Linked DNA regions of Homo sapiens: region 1 is linked to region 2. Evidence: chromatin loops called from intact Hi-C (ENCODE). Cell type or tissue: heart right ventricle. All regions are shown on one strand.

Region 1 (8,000 bases), 66 kb after region 2:
AAAAGTGAGATTTACTAGGAAAAGAACAAGCTTTTTTTCTGTTAGAAGTTCATTATGCTCAATTTTAGGAAGGCTTAACAAAATGATAAAGAGTTTTCCTAAAGTAATATTTCTGACATAGCTGTTCTGTCATAAATTTTTGGCCTATTTAATTCTCTACAAAAATGTAAAATTGTGTTTTCAATTATTTTTCCTGATCAACTTTGTTACATTAATACAACGAACTGCCTTTTCTGGAAGAAAATTTCAATTTATAACGATATTATAGGATGTAAAATTTCACATAAGATGGTTGACTGTCTTCAAATCGTTGCAGCTGTCTTCTAGTAAGCAAGTGTATTACTTGTCAAGGGTTGCATGTACAATTCAGTGCCCATGGACATATCTAACTGATTGGGTTATACTTTAGAAATCCTTTTAGTTTTGAAGTTTTGTTCTTTCATAGTAAGTGAAAGTAACTACCCGATATTAATGGTATATATGAAAGAGTTAAACATTTACTTTGGTGGTAGTATAGTGTGATAACTCACTCTCTGATCGATTTAAATGGATTTAAAACTGCATCTGGCCTGGTTCATTTTGGGTGATCAGAATATTTTACTCTATAAACAAGAATGCATTTGAGTAAGTAATGTGTAGACATGGGCCTCTATCGCATGTTTTCAACTCCCTGAAGTCCACTATAACAGTTCATTTTACTCATTGTGTTTGTTCTCTTCATCTTCCTTTCTATTTTCTCCATCCTTTAAGTGCCCCAGGAAAGTACCCATCAAGCTGTGACTTGAAAGTTTCAAGGAATTATTATTTCAACTGCTCTTCTAAAGGTTGGCTTCACTTCCAAATCTCCCCACTTAAAGTTTTCTTTTTTCTTCTTTCTGTCTGTCATTTACAAAATAAGTTGGTTTTTTAGATGTCGCATTTTAAATTTTGAAATGTGTAACTAATGAGACTATTTTCCTTATCTCCTTTCTTTAACCCTCCTTTATATACTGTCCTTATGGGCTAGTGTCATCATTAATTAGTTAATGTTTGTAGAATTTGTGAGCAAGAATTAGTGATAATAGGGAAAGTAGGGAATATTTGGGTTGCTGGTTGGAGGAGGAATACTAATGAATGTTAATCCTGAATGCTCACATAGTGCCTTTTGTCTTCAATATAGTTGAACGAGGCACTAATTAATTGTCATCCTACAGGATTATTATTAAAACAGTACAGTCAGTGTTCAAGTGTGCCTGGAGCAAATACAGAAGTTTAGTCACTGTATAGGCTAAGCTGAAGATGCATGTGTTTTCTGTGCAGTGGGAATGACTAATACCAAATCATTAACAGAAGGATTTGGCTAAGAAAACAGGTGCAACGGTGAAAGTTTTGATGGTGGACAAAAAGCATTTGACTATTTGTTTTTTTGAGAGTTTCAGGCAAAAGCTTTGCCTATAGTAAAGTTTACCGTATGTTTTCTAGTAATTTTTAAGAAACATCTCTACAAGTAAGCATTCAAAAGAATGATATGTGGTATCTACAAGGTAGGCCAGATCCTGGTGACATATCTCAGATTTGTCTTTGTTGTTGTCTTCTGGTCTCCCTATAAGGGAAGCAGAGATAAGGGAAAGCTGAACAGCCCTTGATGCTCTCCACTTCTTATTTTGGTGGTTTCAAGTCTTTCACTGCCCCTGTCATTCAGAAAGAGCTTACTCTGGGGCTTCTTGAGGGTCCAGACTCATACTTAACACCCTGATTAACAGCCCAATTGTGTTTTGATTCATGGCTAGAGTGTTTACTATCATCTCTCCTAAAGAGCCATTGGTCAGTAAACATGGGAATAAAAAGTGCTGCTTCTTGTCCATGAATCATCTCATTTTCCCCACCACATTCTTTATATTGTTCACTAGATTCTATGAAAAACTAATGCAGAGGAAATGAAAATGAAAATTATTCAGGAAAGAGCAACTAAGGAGGGAAGGAGGAGGCAATGCCTTAGTGCCTTTGTGTGTGTATGTGTGTGTGTGTTCAAAGCATAACCCTTCCCTAAATAATGCATTTGCTGCTAATTCAATAGCATATTTCACACTTGAGAAGAGCCTCCTCAGCAGCACTTGATGCCAGCCCTAGTGCTCTTAAAAGCAGGCCTTCTTTAATGTATGTTTGATGAGTGTATTGTTCACTGAGAGATGAACAAATAATGATTTGGAATTCTCTGTGTCACTAGACATTATGTAGAGCTTTAGTCATGGGCAATTAGTAAGCATTAACCCTCCTGGTGATTTACACTGTATTTCTTAGATTCAGAATGGTCATTTTCTGGAAAAACAAAAGTATATTCCAACAGGGCATGTCTTTGGCTAGACAGAAGGTTCTGCCTGACTTTGAGGGGTAGGAGGTGGGATTCCTAAAGACAGCGGTACAATGATACATGGACTTATCAGGCAAAAAAATATGGTGTCAGCTCATTATTAATATTTCCCTGAACTCTAGAGACATCATTTATCATGTATTAAGGAGGGAAATGATTATGTTCATAATGTAGAGCTTTAATGAATTGAAAATGTACAGACATCATTGAGCAACTCTTCCTTCCATAGGTCAGGCTGACTATGCTTTTACTGAAGAGAATGGGTTAGTACCATGGAGAACAGTCATTCTTCTTAGATGGCGAGCATCTGACACTCAACTTGAAAGATAACATAAGAGTAAAATGATGTACGCTGACTGTGTGCCTTCCTCCTGCTGCATAGTGAACACTTCTGTAACGTTAAACATGTTGAGTTTATATTGCATAACTGAAGTTGGTAAAGAAAGAAATCTTTCCAAGGACACACACAGTAAACCTGTATGCAGAAATACGAAGAAAAGAGTGACTAGCCCTTATCCCTATATTGGTAAAAATGGGCAGATTTCTACTTTGCAGCCCGAAGTTAAGAATGGAGTTTTCTTTTTTGTTTTCTTTTTTTTTTTTAAATTATACTTTAAGTTTTAGGGTACATGTGCACATTGTGCAGGTTAGTTACATATGTATACATGTGCGATGCTGGTGCGCTGCACCCACTAACTCGTCATCTAGCATTAGGTATATCTCCCAATGCTATCCCTCCCCCCTCCCCCCACCCGACAACAGTCCCCAGAGTGTGATATTCCCCTTCCTGTGTCCATGTGATCTCATTGTTCAATTCCCACCTATGAGTGAGAATATGCGGTGTTTGGTTTTTTGTTCTTGTGACAGTTTACTGAGAATGATGATTTCCAATTTCATCCATGTCCCTACAAAGGACATGAGCTCATCATTTTTTATGGCTGCATAGTATTCCATGGTGTATATGTGCCACATTTTCTTAATCCAGTCTATCATTGTTGGACATTTCGGTTGGTTCCAAGTCTTTGCTATTGTGAATAATGCCACAATAAACATATGTGTGCATGTGTCTTTATAGCAGCATGATTTATAGTCCTTTGGGTATATACCCAGTAATGGGATGGCTGGGTCAAATGGTATTTCTAGTTCTAGATCCCTGAGGAATCGCCACACTGTCTTCCACAATGGTTAAACTAGTTTACAGTCCCACCAACAGTGTAAAAGTGTTCCTATTTCTCCACATCCTCTCCAGCACCTGTTGTTTCCTGACTTTTTAATGATTGCCATTCTAACTGGTGTGAGATGGTATCTCATTGTGGTTTTGATTTGCATTTCTCTGATGGCCAGTGATGATGAGCGTTTTTTCATGTGTTTTTTGGCTGCATAAATGTCTTCTTTTGAGAAGTGTCTGTTCATGTCCTTCGCCCACTTTTTGATGGGGTTGTTTGTATACACCAACAACAGACAAACAGAGAGCCGAATCGTGAGTGAACTCCCATTCACAATTGCTTCAAAGAGAATAAAATACCTAGGAATCCAACTTACAAGGGATGTGAAGGACCTCTTCAAGGAGAACTACAAACCACTGCTCAAGGAAATAAAAGAGGATACAAACAAATGGAAGAACATTCCATGCTTATGGGTAGGAAGAATCAATATCGTGAAAATGGCCATACTGCCCAAGGTAATTTACAGATTCAATGCCATCCCCATCAAGCTACCAATGCCTTTCTTCACAGAATTGGAAAAAACTACTTTAAAGTTCATATGGAACCAAAAAAGAGCCTGCATCGCGAAGTCAATCCTAAGCCAAAAGAACAAAGCTGGAGGCATCACACTACCTGACTTCAAACTATACTACAAGGCTACAGTAACCAAAACAGCATAGTACTGGTACCAAAACAGAGATATAGATCAATGGAACAGAACAGAGCCCTCAGAAATAACGCCGCATATCTACAACTATCTGATCTTTGACAAACCTGAGAAAAACAAGCAATGGGGAAAGGATTCCCTATTTAATAAATGGTGCTGGGAAAACTGGCTAGCCATATGTAGAAAGCTGAAACTGGATCCCTTCCTTACACCTTATACAAAAATCAATTCAAGTTGGATTGAAGACTTAAATGTTAGACCTAAAACCATAAAAACCAGAGAAGAAAACCTAGGCATTACCATTCAGGACATAGGCATGGTCAAGGACTTCATGTCTAAAACACCAAAAGCAATGGCAACAAAAGCCAAAATTGACAAATGGGATCTAATTAAACTAAAGAGCTTCTGCACGGCAAAAGAAACTACCATCAGAGTGAACAGGCAACCTACAAAATGGGAGAAAATTTTCGCAACCTACTCATCTGACAAAGGGCTAATATCCAGAATCTACAATGAACTCAAACAAATTTACAAGAAAAAGAATGGAGTTTTCAGAGTAGGCCTACTAAGCCTATGACAGCATTATTGCTTAATTCGGACTCTGGATAATGGGCTCCAGATTCTTACATAGTCCAGGAATGATCCTCTGCAATCTCTGTGCCCTTCTGATTAAAATAAATGTTCAAAGATGATAAAGGGCTAGCTAATCCTTTTACTTCTTACTGTCTCTCTGTTACAACTTGTATGTTTGTAAATTTTATATGGAATCTTGTAAAATTAAAACAAAACAAATGTTTTACAGTTTGGGAGGTACCCTAGAGGTTGATTCCTCAAAGCTCCAGAGACTGTTAATGATAGTTACCCAGTGTAGCAATCTATGTAGGTAGATTCAGTATGATATAAGACAGTCTGAACTAATGATTATTTGTTTTCCTTTTAATAAACCCATGTGTGAGTCTGTATGTATCTGTGTGGTTGCATTCTCTGCCAGGTTTGTTTTGTATTTTCAAATGAATATTTTTGTTGAGATTCACACCGGTGCTTAAAAATCACCATGTTGTTTTGTCTCTGACTTCTCCTACTAGATTGGTGAGTTTGATTACTGTAGTCTTTTCTAAATAGCACTCTCCATAATCTTTTCCTGTGGAAACATTTGGTGGCACAATTGTCACTCCTGCAGCTAGGTGTTGATTATTAACAACCACTTATTTTTGCTCCATGATTGCTGTCATGTAAATTCCCAGGAAGTGGGGTCAGCCAGTCCTGAGTCTATCCTACAGTCAGTGATGCTTATGGGCAAATGTCAAGAGAAACTTTGTACCTTAGCGTTGAAGGTGAAGAGCACTCCTGAGGTAAATATGAGATAGTTTTACTAGAAACAGTAAAACAAAAGATGAAAGATATGTTGAGTAATATAAACCTAATAAGAGATGAATGTGCATTTGATATATTTTCGGTTGTCCAGGTCCAAAAGAGGTCTTGGTCTTCAAGACCCAACTCAAAATAAATTAATAACCTGGTCATACTCCAATTACTTCCTTGATATTGATTATCTGAATATCTCCAAACATTCACGCCCTTATATAAGGGCCTCTTAAAATTATTCTTTAATTGTTTCAACTTTTTATGTTCTATTTCAATTAGATTGAAAAAAAAGCCAACTCTTTGGGATAGAAACTCCTTTTCTTCTGGTGTTCTTGCATCTTCTTCCATCTATCTACACAATGCATCTTCAATATGAAGCTTGTTGAAGAAATGAATGAATGAATGGTTAGGTTGGAAAGCAGAGATTTCAAAGTGTTCTCTAAAATCATAATACATTTATAGAAAAGTACATTCTCTATTTCTAAGCTAGCAGTTTTTTCTGTGTACAGCTTCCCTCTCCAAATATTTTGTACCAAAATACCCATGGCCTACATTTCTGTGGAGGCCATATATGGAAAGCAATGAGATAATCAAAAAATTCCTTTAGTTATTTTGCCTCTTGCCTTACTCCATCCAATACTAGCCTGTTGATTTTCATTCTCTTAGTTTAATTGGTTAATGTGGTTAAGACTTAAGTATAACTGACTCAGGCAAACTTTGTATCTACTTATAAATCTGCTGTTTTTATGAGAAAATAAATGACAATAAGTCTTCTGTCTTACAGAAATATATTATTCATCCAATAAGCCTATGAAAAGTCCAAAAACTTCTTGGGACTTACTATCAATCACATATCCAAATGCCATATATGATATTCTAAAATAATATACTAGTATGAGACTAGTTTAGAAGGTCTAGCTGTCAAAATCCAGATTTTTTTAAGAACTGAAATGAGATTAGATTCAACACCAGTTTTTTATATAAAATGTAGTTAGAAGACATTTTAATTTTTTTAAGCTTTTTTCATGGAGGAAAGTCTTTTTAAAAATTTTTATTAAATTTTCTTAAAGAATATCTACAATGACAAATGCTGAATTCAGGATGCATGAAGAATTATGAACTGAAATTATACATTTTGAATTTCATTTTAGAAATATGAGATAAGTTTTTATCAGCCCCTGTTGGCAAAGACAATTCCTGATGTGGACCATAAAACAACTCAGGCCTACAAATTAATTTATAAGTAATTACACCCCAGGTTTTTAGATATTTAGTTCATATGCAAAAGTTGACTGCACATTAATGCAGTTTGGATGTATAGTTTGTTATTTTATATTCCTCTGAAGCATCAAGCATCTATAGCTCCAGAAAACTCTGGATTTATTAAGCATATGGTACTGGAAAAAATATAATTTCATACCCTAAGCATTTTCAGCTTAACTCATCATTGTATTAACTATTAGATTTTCTTTCATTTCTCAAATTGTTGTGCATTTTGTGATAGATTTGTAAACTATCTGTAAGGAATCTTTTCACTGGAAACTTCTGAGTTCTCTTTAAAGGGCAGACAAAATGATTTGTGGGAGTTTGGGGAGTGCTATTTGTTTTTATTAGGTTGAACTACAAGGCTCATGTCATCCTTATGAGGTAGATCCAAAAGCAGCTCACTTTTGTTCATTAAGGTCAAATGAATGTCTTGGGATATACCCCTACAGACAATCCTGAGTTCTCATCAGCACAAAGCACTTCTTGTTACAGAGAGAAATGTTTTGATTCATTATTTCAGGAAAGGATGCCAAGGAAAAAAAGCAGCTGACTTACAACAGCAGTTCGTACATTTCCTGGACTGTTGGGATGTATCATGTATTCCATTTACATTGCACCTGCCTCAGGCACAGGATATCACTACGTAAGAGCAAACATATTGGCAAGTAACAATATGGTGTATGTGGTTGTAGGTAAGGATGCTATCCAAAGGCAACTGATTCTGTTGTGATTCAGAGTAGACTGCAGACAATGCTCATCAGCCACAATTCATCATAATAACTTGTGTGTATCTAAACTCTTATACATTGGTAGAGTGTCATATTGAACCATATGAAATTGCTGATATTCAACTGTTTTTTCTTAGCTTATAAAACTGGAATTTTATGTAGTTTAATCTAATACTTTCACATTTATTATTCCCCTTCGAAAGGCTACCTGCCATGCTTGAAAGCACACTGGATTTAGAGCCAGCGGCCTGGGTCCATGTCCCAACTTACATGCCACTTGCTTGCTGGGTGACCTTTACAAATCCATTAGAGATTGAACAGTGACATGTGGGAACAAAGAAAAATCTAATTCATGAGCTATTTATCAGTTTTTTGACTAACAGTTTCTGGATAGAGAGCCTTCTTCACAGGGGTGATAT
Region 2 (8,000 bases):
ACCAAGATTTCTTTTAAATTAGTCCCTTCATTGAAACTCATACTCTTCCACAGTCTGAGGGGAAAAGGATTACTCCCAGCAGTGCCTCCATGAGGGACGCAAAGCTTCTCCTTCAAACAAGCCCCAGAAAATGTCTTCTTCACTCTGATTGGCTGAGGGCTCAGTTTTGAATTTCTCATCGTGATCAGAAAGACAGGCTACTCTGCGTGACTAAAGTGATTCAGGATCCATTACCTCAATTTTGTAGTTGAGAAATGTGGAGCAGTAGTACCCTCAGAGCAAACTGTAAGACCTGTTATTAGAATAAGTTAGAAGAGATTAGGAGGAAGACAAGCAAGCAAACAAAAAACAAAAACAAAAGCCCACAAATATCACCTAAAATATACCACTTCACCCCATGATTGTAAATTAGCCCATGTCAAATGACCACATCATATTTATATTTGTATATTCTATATAGATAGCACATAGCCTAAGTCTAATATAATAATTGGCTTTCTTAAATGACTAAATGGTGAACTATTATATTGTCACATTCATGTGATTTGATCTGCAACGTAATAAAATTCATAGCTTTATAATACCTTTTGACTAGGTGTTATTGGTTTTGCAAATATATTTCTCAAATATGTTTTAGAAAGTATTGAAAGTCAGATTATGATATTGGGAGAACAAAAATAGATTCAGATAATTAATTTTCAGAATAAAAATAAGACAAGAATGCAGTTCCAAAATGGATGTTCTGAAAGGAATTGTACACTTTTAATTTGTCTTATTTTCTTGGCCTAATCTCAGAAAATCAATGCTCCTCATACACCCCCACCCCTAATACACACATAACTAAGAGTATATGTGATTTGAAAAAACTGAAAGTGCAGATTAATGCACCTTCTGAACTCAAAAGTGTGTCTGGACATCTGTATATTCTATCACCAGATTAAACCTCAGAAGGGGTCTTTCAAAACGTCTTAAATACTATGTGAAGAGTATCAGCTATGCTAAACTATTTGCTGTGGCCCGCATTTCTCTCCTGTTTCTGCCTGATCTTTTGATATTCTTTTTTTGTTTTTGTTTTCCTAGTAAGAGGCTATGTGGCAAGTGGGCCTGATACCTCTGAGAGGAGAGATGAGGAGACGCAGTGTCTCTCAAGTATAAATCACTGAACTGTGAGTCAGAAAATAGCAAAGTTGTTTCTAAGAGAATACTCTAAAATCAAGCTGAGTCATCTAAGATGAAGGAAAGAGTATTGGGGAAGAGAATACAAGCAACTTTCAGAAGCTAGCTGTGGAACCAAATGAGTATCTAAGAGGAAGAGAAGTCAATGGTCTTTTGTAGAAGCCCATTAGTCAGTGGACTGATGGCTTGGATTACTCAGTACAGGGGTCAAGGGCCATAGTGAAGAGTAACTTGATCACTAGAACAGCTATGTGAGGCTGAAGGAGATCTGAGTGGTATTTGGTTTTCTGTTTCTGTATTAATTTGCTGAGGATAATGCTTTCCATCTTCATCTGTATCCCTGTGAAGGACATGATTTCATTCCTTTTTATGGCTGCATAGTATTCCGTGGTGTATATACACCACATTTTCTTTATCCGGTCTATTATTGATGAGCATTTAGGATGATTCCATGTCTTTGCTATTATGAATAGTGCTGCAATGAACATATGTGTGCATGTACCTTTATAATAGAATGATTTACATTCTTTTGGGTGTATATCCAGTAACAAGATTGCTGGGTCAAATGGTATTTCTGCCTCTAAGTCTTTGAGGAATAACCACAATGTCTTCCACAATGTTCTCACTTATAAGTGGGAGCAAAATGATGAGAACACATGGACACATGGCGAGGGAACAAAACACACTGGGATCTCTCAGAGGGAGGGGCTGAGGGGAGGGAAAGCATTAGGAAGAATAGCTAATGGATGCTGAGCTTCATACCTAGGCGATGGGATGATCTGTGCAGCAAACCACCATGGCACACATTTAGCTCTGTAACAAACCTGCATATCCTGCACATGTACCATGAACTTAAAATAAATTTGAAGAAAAATCCAGATCTGAGCAACATGGACCATTTTTGGTTTCCTACCCTCCCTCCCACTTGTTGAAGACATCCTATTACTGATATGGGAAATACAGGACTTCATTAGTCTTGAGAAGAAGTTGCAACTCTTCCCTCATACCTACTATCTTATGCAATGGTTCTTTACATCATTTTGGCAGGGAGGCAGGCTTGAACTCACCTTATACATTTACTGAAAGCTAAAGATTCCCTTCCCAGTTAAACAGCATGTTCACACAAGCCAATCACTTTTCATAAAATTTCAGGATATTCACAAACTTCCTGAATTTTGTTGGTGGAGACTTCCTGGGAAGATTCATGGACTGAGTTAAGAACCCTTGCTGTAGAACCCAGTCCTGAACCACTAGAGGCTTCACCTCAGCTAATGGAAGTTTTGAGTGTTTCAAGAAATTTGGGGGTAACCAAAGAGTTTCATCCAATTCTAAAGAATCCATCCATGTAAGCTATTTCAGAAGGTTTTGCTTTAGTGAACACAGGCACTTCATATTTTAACTTTTCCAGGACAGGAAGGAATGGGCATGACTAGGGATCTAAAACACTGTTGTCCAGTTCCAGCATCATAGGAGTTTCCCTGATGATGATTTTATCCTGGATTTTTCATGCTTTCCCTCACGCCTTTCTTCTTAAATAGATGTTCACATTCTCTCTGCTCACAGCCTGGTGAGCATGGGAGGGTGACAAGAACAGGTGGGGAAGAATCTAGTAAGGAATGGTCTGAATCCACAGCTGAACATCTCCTTAAACGACAGAATTTTACCAGAATGACATTTCTATTCATTATCCTTCCCGGCCAAATTAATTGGTTTGTAAGTTCACTTATTCTGCAGAAACGTATTGGCATGTGCAGAATTCCAAGTTCTATGCTAGCATCTGTGAGGAGTGCAAAAATGGATGGCATACAACCTCTCTCTTCTCAAAGGAGCTTGAGTTCCCGCAGCAGAGACAAGTTATGCAAAGGAACTCAGCTTAAAACAGTTTCCTGAAAGGGCTTTACTGTTCACCCTTCCTAAGTTTCCTGCTGTGTGTGTGCTTGTGTGTGTGTGCACACACACGCGTGTGTATGGTTGCTTCACTTTATCTGCCAGGGACTGGAGAAATGTCTCTCTTGTTTTCCCAGAGCACCCCCTCCATTACGTGAACCATCATATTTATCACGATACTTTATAATTATCCATTTAGCTTCTCTCCTGACGGATCACAAACCCCTTGAGGATAGAGACTGAGTCTCACTGGATGTCCCAACTATTTCCTGGGAGCCAACAGAACACCTGGAACATGATAAGTGCTTTTAAATATGTTAAAGAAAACAATTGCGAGAGAAGAGAGAACACAGACGACATGAGACGTCCTACAAAAGGAGGCCCCTTAGCTATTATGTCAGGAAATAACTCTGGCCTTTGTCCTGTCCGCTGTGTGTTTCAGGATCTCGATTTCCCTCCCGTCCTAGAAGGGAGTTGGATCAGGTGATTCTTTCCAAATGAAAAATTGTATTTTAAATAATGCCAAGGGCAGAGAAGGAAGTAAACATCCTGGCCACCTCCTCCGCCTTAAACGCCCGCCTAGGTTTTACAGTCAAATACCAATAATTTCCTGAAGGCTGAGTGTCAAACACGGTCGCTGCAAAACCTCCAGACGCTCAGGATGTTCGCAGGCTCCATTGACAAAAGTGACTTCCCACGCTTTGCCCACAGAGGGCATCCCTGCGCATTGATACGCAGACCAGGCAAATGCAGCTCCTGGAAGCCTCCTCGGTCCGCTCTTTTTTCCCTAAGCCATAGTCTGTCTGCCCCCACCCCCTTCCCGTGGAATCTTTGCCTGATCCAGTTCGTTTCCCTCCGGTCTCCACATTTTCCCTTCCAGCCCTCCACTTCTCCGGATCAATGTGTAGTACGGTTCCAACTCCCAGCTCGCACACCGCTGGCGGACACCCCAGTAACAAGTGAGAGCGCTCCACCCCGCAGTCCCCCCCGCCTCTCCTCCCTGGGTCCCCTCGGCTCTCGGAAGAAAAACCAACAGCATCTCCAGCTCTCGCGCGGAATTGTCTCTTCAACTTTACCCAACCGACGACAAGGAACCAGCCTCAACCTTTTAATGCACAGCCCGGCCACAGGATTGCCTTCCATCTCCTCTTGGTCCCTCCTGGATGTGGTTTATTGATGACTTGCGAGCCCCTCAGAGAGCTGTCTTCCCTCCTCTGGCTCCCTCCGTTTCCTTGAGTTAGTTTTCTAAGGTTTTACCGGGGCTCGGGATCTCTTGGACCGAATGGAACTTTTTGCTGCCTGCTTTTGCTGCTGATTCTGTCAGTGGACAAGGAAAAAGGCTTCGAAGGCAGCAGAGGCGCAGGGGAGGTGGAGAAAGAGGTGGAGGAAGAGGACGAGGAGGAGGAGGAAGCCGAAGGGGCTCGGCGCGTGTGTGTGCATGTGTGCATGCGTGTGTGAGTGCATGTGTGTGAGTGCTGCCGCTGCCCGCGACCCCTGGCCCCGAAGGTGTTGGCTGAAATATGGAGAATAGTCTTAGATGTGTTTGGGTACCCAAGCTGGCTTTTGTACTCTTCGGAGCTTCCTTGTTCAGCGCGCATCTTCAAGTAACCGGTAAGTGGCTCTTTCCTTTCTTCTCGTCGCACCCCCTTCCGTACCCCACTTCCCTTCTCATTTCATTTGGCGAGTAGTAGAATTGGGGTGGGGGATAGCAAGAGATTTGGCGCTTGCGCTGCCCCCATTTGCGCACCGATGATAAAAGATAGAAGAGTTTTTTTCTTCCCTGGGGGCGGATGATGGTGGGGGGGTGGTACAAGGGGCGCCCCTTCGCTGTTTTAAAATCTGATGCTTCACGCATTTTTGCTTCTGCAAATACTTGGGTTGGTTTGGAGAGCCGGCGGGCTGGGGCAGGTGCTGGGGATATCGTTGAAAGGAACTGGGCTGGGTCCTTAAAGCCCCAGAAACCTACCAAGTGGGGAGGATTGGGGCAACAGGAGCAGGCGAGGAGGACATCCAGGGGCTTTGAGGAAGTCTGCGCAGAATGTAGATGGTGGGGCTGAGTCGTTGGTGTGTGAATACATCTCCTTTTGGTTTGGATTTTTGGACTTGGTGATTGAGAATAGGGAAAGGGACAGCTAATATGTTTTGGTACTTCCAAGGAGGGGATCCTGGTACTGAAGGAGGCACAGAGTTGCCAAGGAGGAGGGGAGGTGTGTTTAATATTGTTTTATTTTTTAACGGTGAATGTAGTTCGCAAGCTGAGTCTCCATATAGCTCCAGGACACCTCCAAACTCCAAGTGATTGATATTCCAGAGAACCGGCGCCCTGACCCTGGCACTTGCCTAGCTCAGTTTCTAATTAAAAATGGCAAAACTGTTTGGGGATTGGATCTGGCTAGTGCAGGAGAAAGAGGGACCTGGAGGCTGGCTGATCAGGACTGCTGTAATCTCCGAATACGGAGCTGGCGGCTTCGACGGCCAAAAGAATAGAAAAGAGCAAAATGACTCATGATAAGGTCCACTTGTTTTGCGGGACCTCACCGCAAGTGTAGATGGGCACTGGGGTACAGTGAGCGGTCCTGGCAAAGAAGGAGAGGAGAGCGGCTGGATGAGCATTCAGAGAGCCCTTCGGAAACGACCTTTTTCCAAATCCAAAGGAAAAACAGGCTCAGGCAGAGACCGGGCGTTGAGTAGGAGCTCCCCAGTTCGTGCCTGGGAAATTAACAGGGAATGGCACATCAATCGCGGCCAAGCCCCCAGCCTCCCCGGAGTCCGCAGCTCCGGCTTTCTCTTCTCTGCTAAGTGCTGCATGGCCAAGGGTTGCGAACGCGAGCAGAAAATGCGCCTCTCACTGTCGCGAGGGATTCAGACAGTCAAGCGCCAAGGCAGCCCGAGGCTCCCCAAAGCCTCGCTCGGCCGCACGCGGGCAGGAATCTGCGCTTGCACTCGGGCTCAGCTCCTCATCTTCCTTTGGCCAGAGACAGAGAGAGCAGGCAGGAGGGGTGTGTGTGTGTGCGTGTGTGTGTGTGTGTGTGTGCACGCGCGCTGTCCTGTGATGAGCGCGTACCCGCATCCCCGCGCTTAGCCGCTGGTGCTCCCTCCCTCCGTCTGTCCCTCCCGGGCCGGTCCCCTCCTCCCCTGGCTCTTCTCTCCCGGAGCTTTGTCCTCAACAATTACTCTCGCAAAAGGTGGGTGGGGGTGGGGGGGTGGGCATCTCCACAGTAATGAATAGGTGTCTGTTTTAAATTGCCTCCTCGAGACCCTCAAATGCTAGAGGCTGCGGGGAGGAGGACCCTCCTTCTGCCCAGAAGATTGACTTGGGCTTTCTATAGCAGTTTGGGAGACCTATGCGGACGGGAAAGGGGAAGTTCAGGGGGCATCCCTTACTGGGTAGAAAGTCTGCCTAACAGCAGCACTGCTGACCTGAAATGTGCTAGCTGAATGCACTGCATGAAGCAAGGTGTACAAAAATGAACAATGATGTCTTGTCAATTACACGACAGTATTTTAAAGCTATTACTCAAGTGACTTTTGTCTGGCATAGGGTGGGGGTAGATTAATAGAGATAAATTTATGTGCGTTTTATTAATGTCTAAATTAATTAAATATTCTCTTTGCATTTATTTACATTTCTTGTCCAGAGAGTCAGGGCCATGTATTACTGCTTCATTTTAATTTTCTCCTCAACAGACAGATCTATGCTTGAAAAAGCAGATGTAAGGAAGGGATACATACACACACATACACATGGGTTATGTTGGTGGATAGGCTAACGGATCTAAATCTTTAAACTTTTCTGCACTTCTAAATCTATATCTGTTATTTGCAAGTGAGTCGTGATGCAGTTTGCGCAGCTCGCAGGAAAGTGGATGGTGCATTTTTAAGATATTGCCAATTCACAACACTCTGGCCTTTGCTCATTAATCTGAGTATCACTTCTTTCTCTTAGTAATAATTTCCCCTGTTTAGGAACATGGCAGGAAACTTACAACGAGAAAGCATAGTTCACTCTATAAAAGGACCAGTAGGAGGTGCCCTTAATAAGGCCAAGTGTCTAGTTTACTGGCAGAGAAATTCCCATTCAGCCGGGTGTTTTAAAGACTTTGTTGATTGGTAACAAAGGATTATGGAGACTAGCACAATAGCACTGGGCCCTTTCCCACTTTCTAGGTAAAGTCTGAAGCTGCTGTAGATTTGTATGAAACTGTGATGATTTAACAAAGGACAGCCCTGAAAAGTGTCAGTAGAGAGTGAGGACTTGATGTTGGGGGAGGAGGATGGTGACTTTTTAGTTGGCTTCTGTAAGATGTCATCTTCTTATATATTTGACATGAGCCACAGGCACAGGAACCTTATAGAGTCTCAGGGGATCTCAGATAAGATAACAATTTTGGATGTTGGATGTTAATGAGTGAAAAATGAGGCATACATATTAATTAATTCTTCATACATGTTTGGGTTCCATTGCATTGAAAAAAATCTGTGAGTGTTTAATGTAGTCTGGATATGCTGAAATGAGGCTGGTCGCCCTCCCTAGGCGACCTCTTCTCATTCCCCCAACCAAAGCAGATCAGATGCCCCCATGTGGGTTTGCTTTTGAGTGGCGGGAGTATGGCAGAGCCTGAGGGCTCGGGGTAGGCTGGCAGTCCACTCCTCTGTGAGTGCCGCAGTATAAATCACCAGTACCTGTCAGTGTCCATTTCCCACACAGCAGCAGCTGCCCTCTGAGTTATAAAGCATGGGAAACGGCCACCACATGTGTTATATGTGAATATATTAGGCTTAGTGCCTTTGCTTTAATGCTCTTAAAAGCCAGGCTGGCTTGAGATGCTGATAGGCATTTTTTTCTGGGGAGAGATTTATAACTTCTCAGTGTGTATGACTTAAATTTATTCTCTGGCAAGTTAACCTCTTAGCAAACTTCCTTATTGTTTTCATTG

The links. A loop is a pair of places that touch in the nucleus more often than their neighbours do. Peaks named below come from ENCODE experiments on the same cell type or tissue, not always from the same donor. Only the 100,000 strongest peaks of a DNase experiment are listed, where the experiment ranks them.
Region 1: a loop joins it to region 2, with 5 times the contacts of the local background. A loop is called at or near these places in 5 of 110 quality-filtered maps.

The regions. Positions count from the first base shown.
Region 1 is chr18:52,401,720-52,409,719 of GRCh38, forward strand. All of the region lies in intron 1 of DCC (DCC netrin 1 receptor), which reads left to right. Among named protein-coding and RNA genes, the nearest start is that of DCC, 66 kb to the left of the region's middle. In heart right ventricle, no CTCF peak of the experiment used is centred here; no DNase peak of the experiment used is centred here.
Region 2 is chr18:52,336,205-52,344,204 of GRCh38, forward strand. It overlaps DCC (DCC netrin 1 receptor), which reads left to right and starts at 3,993. Exons shown (of 29, transcript NM_005215.4): 1 at 3,993-4,674. The coding sequence starts at 4,584. In heart right ventricle, a CTCF peak has its summit at 3,781; no DNase peak of the experiment used is centred here; H3K4me3 peaks cover 707 bases; H3K27me3 peaks cover 6,609 bases.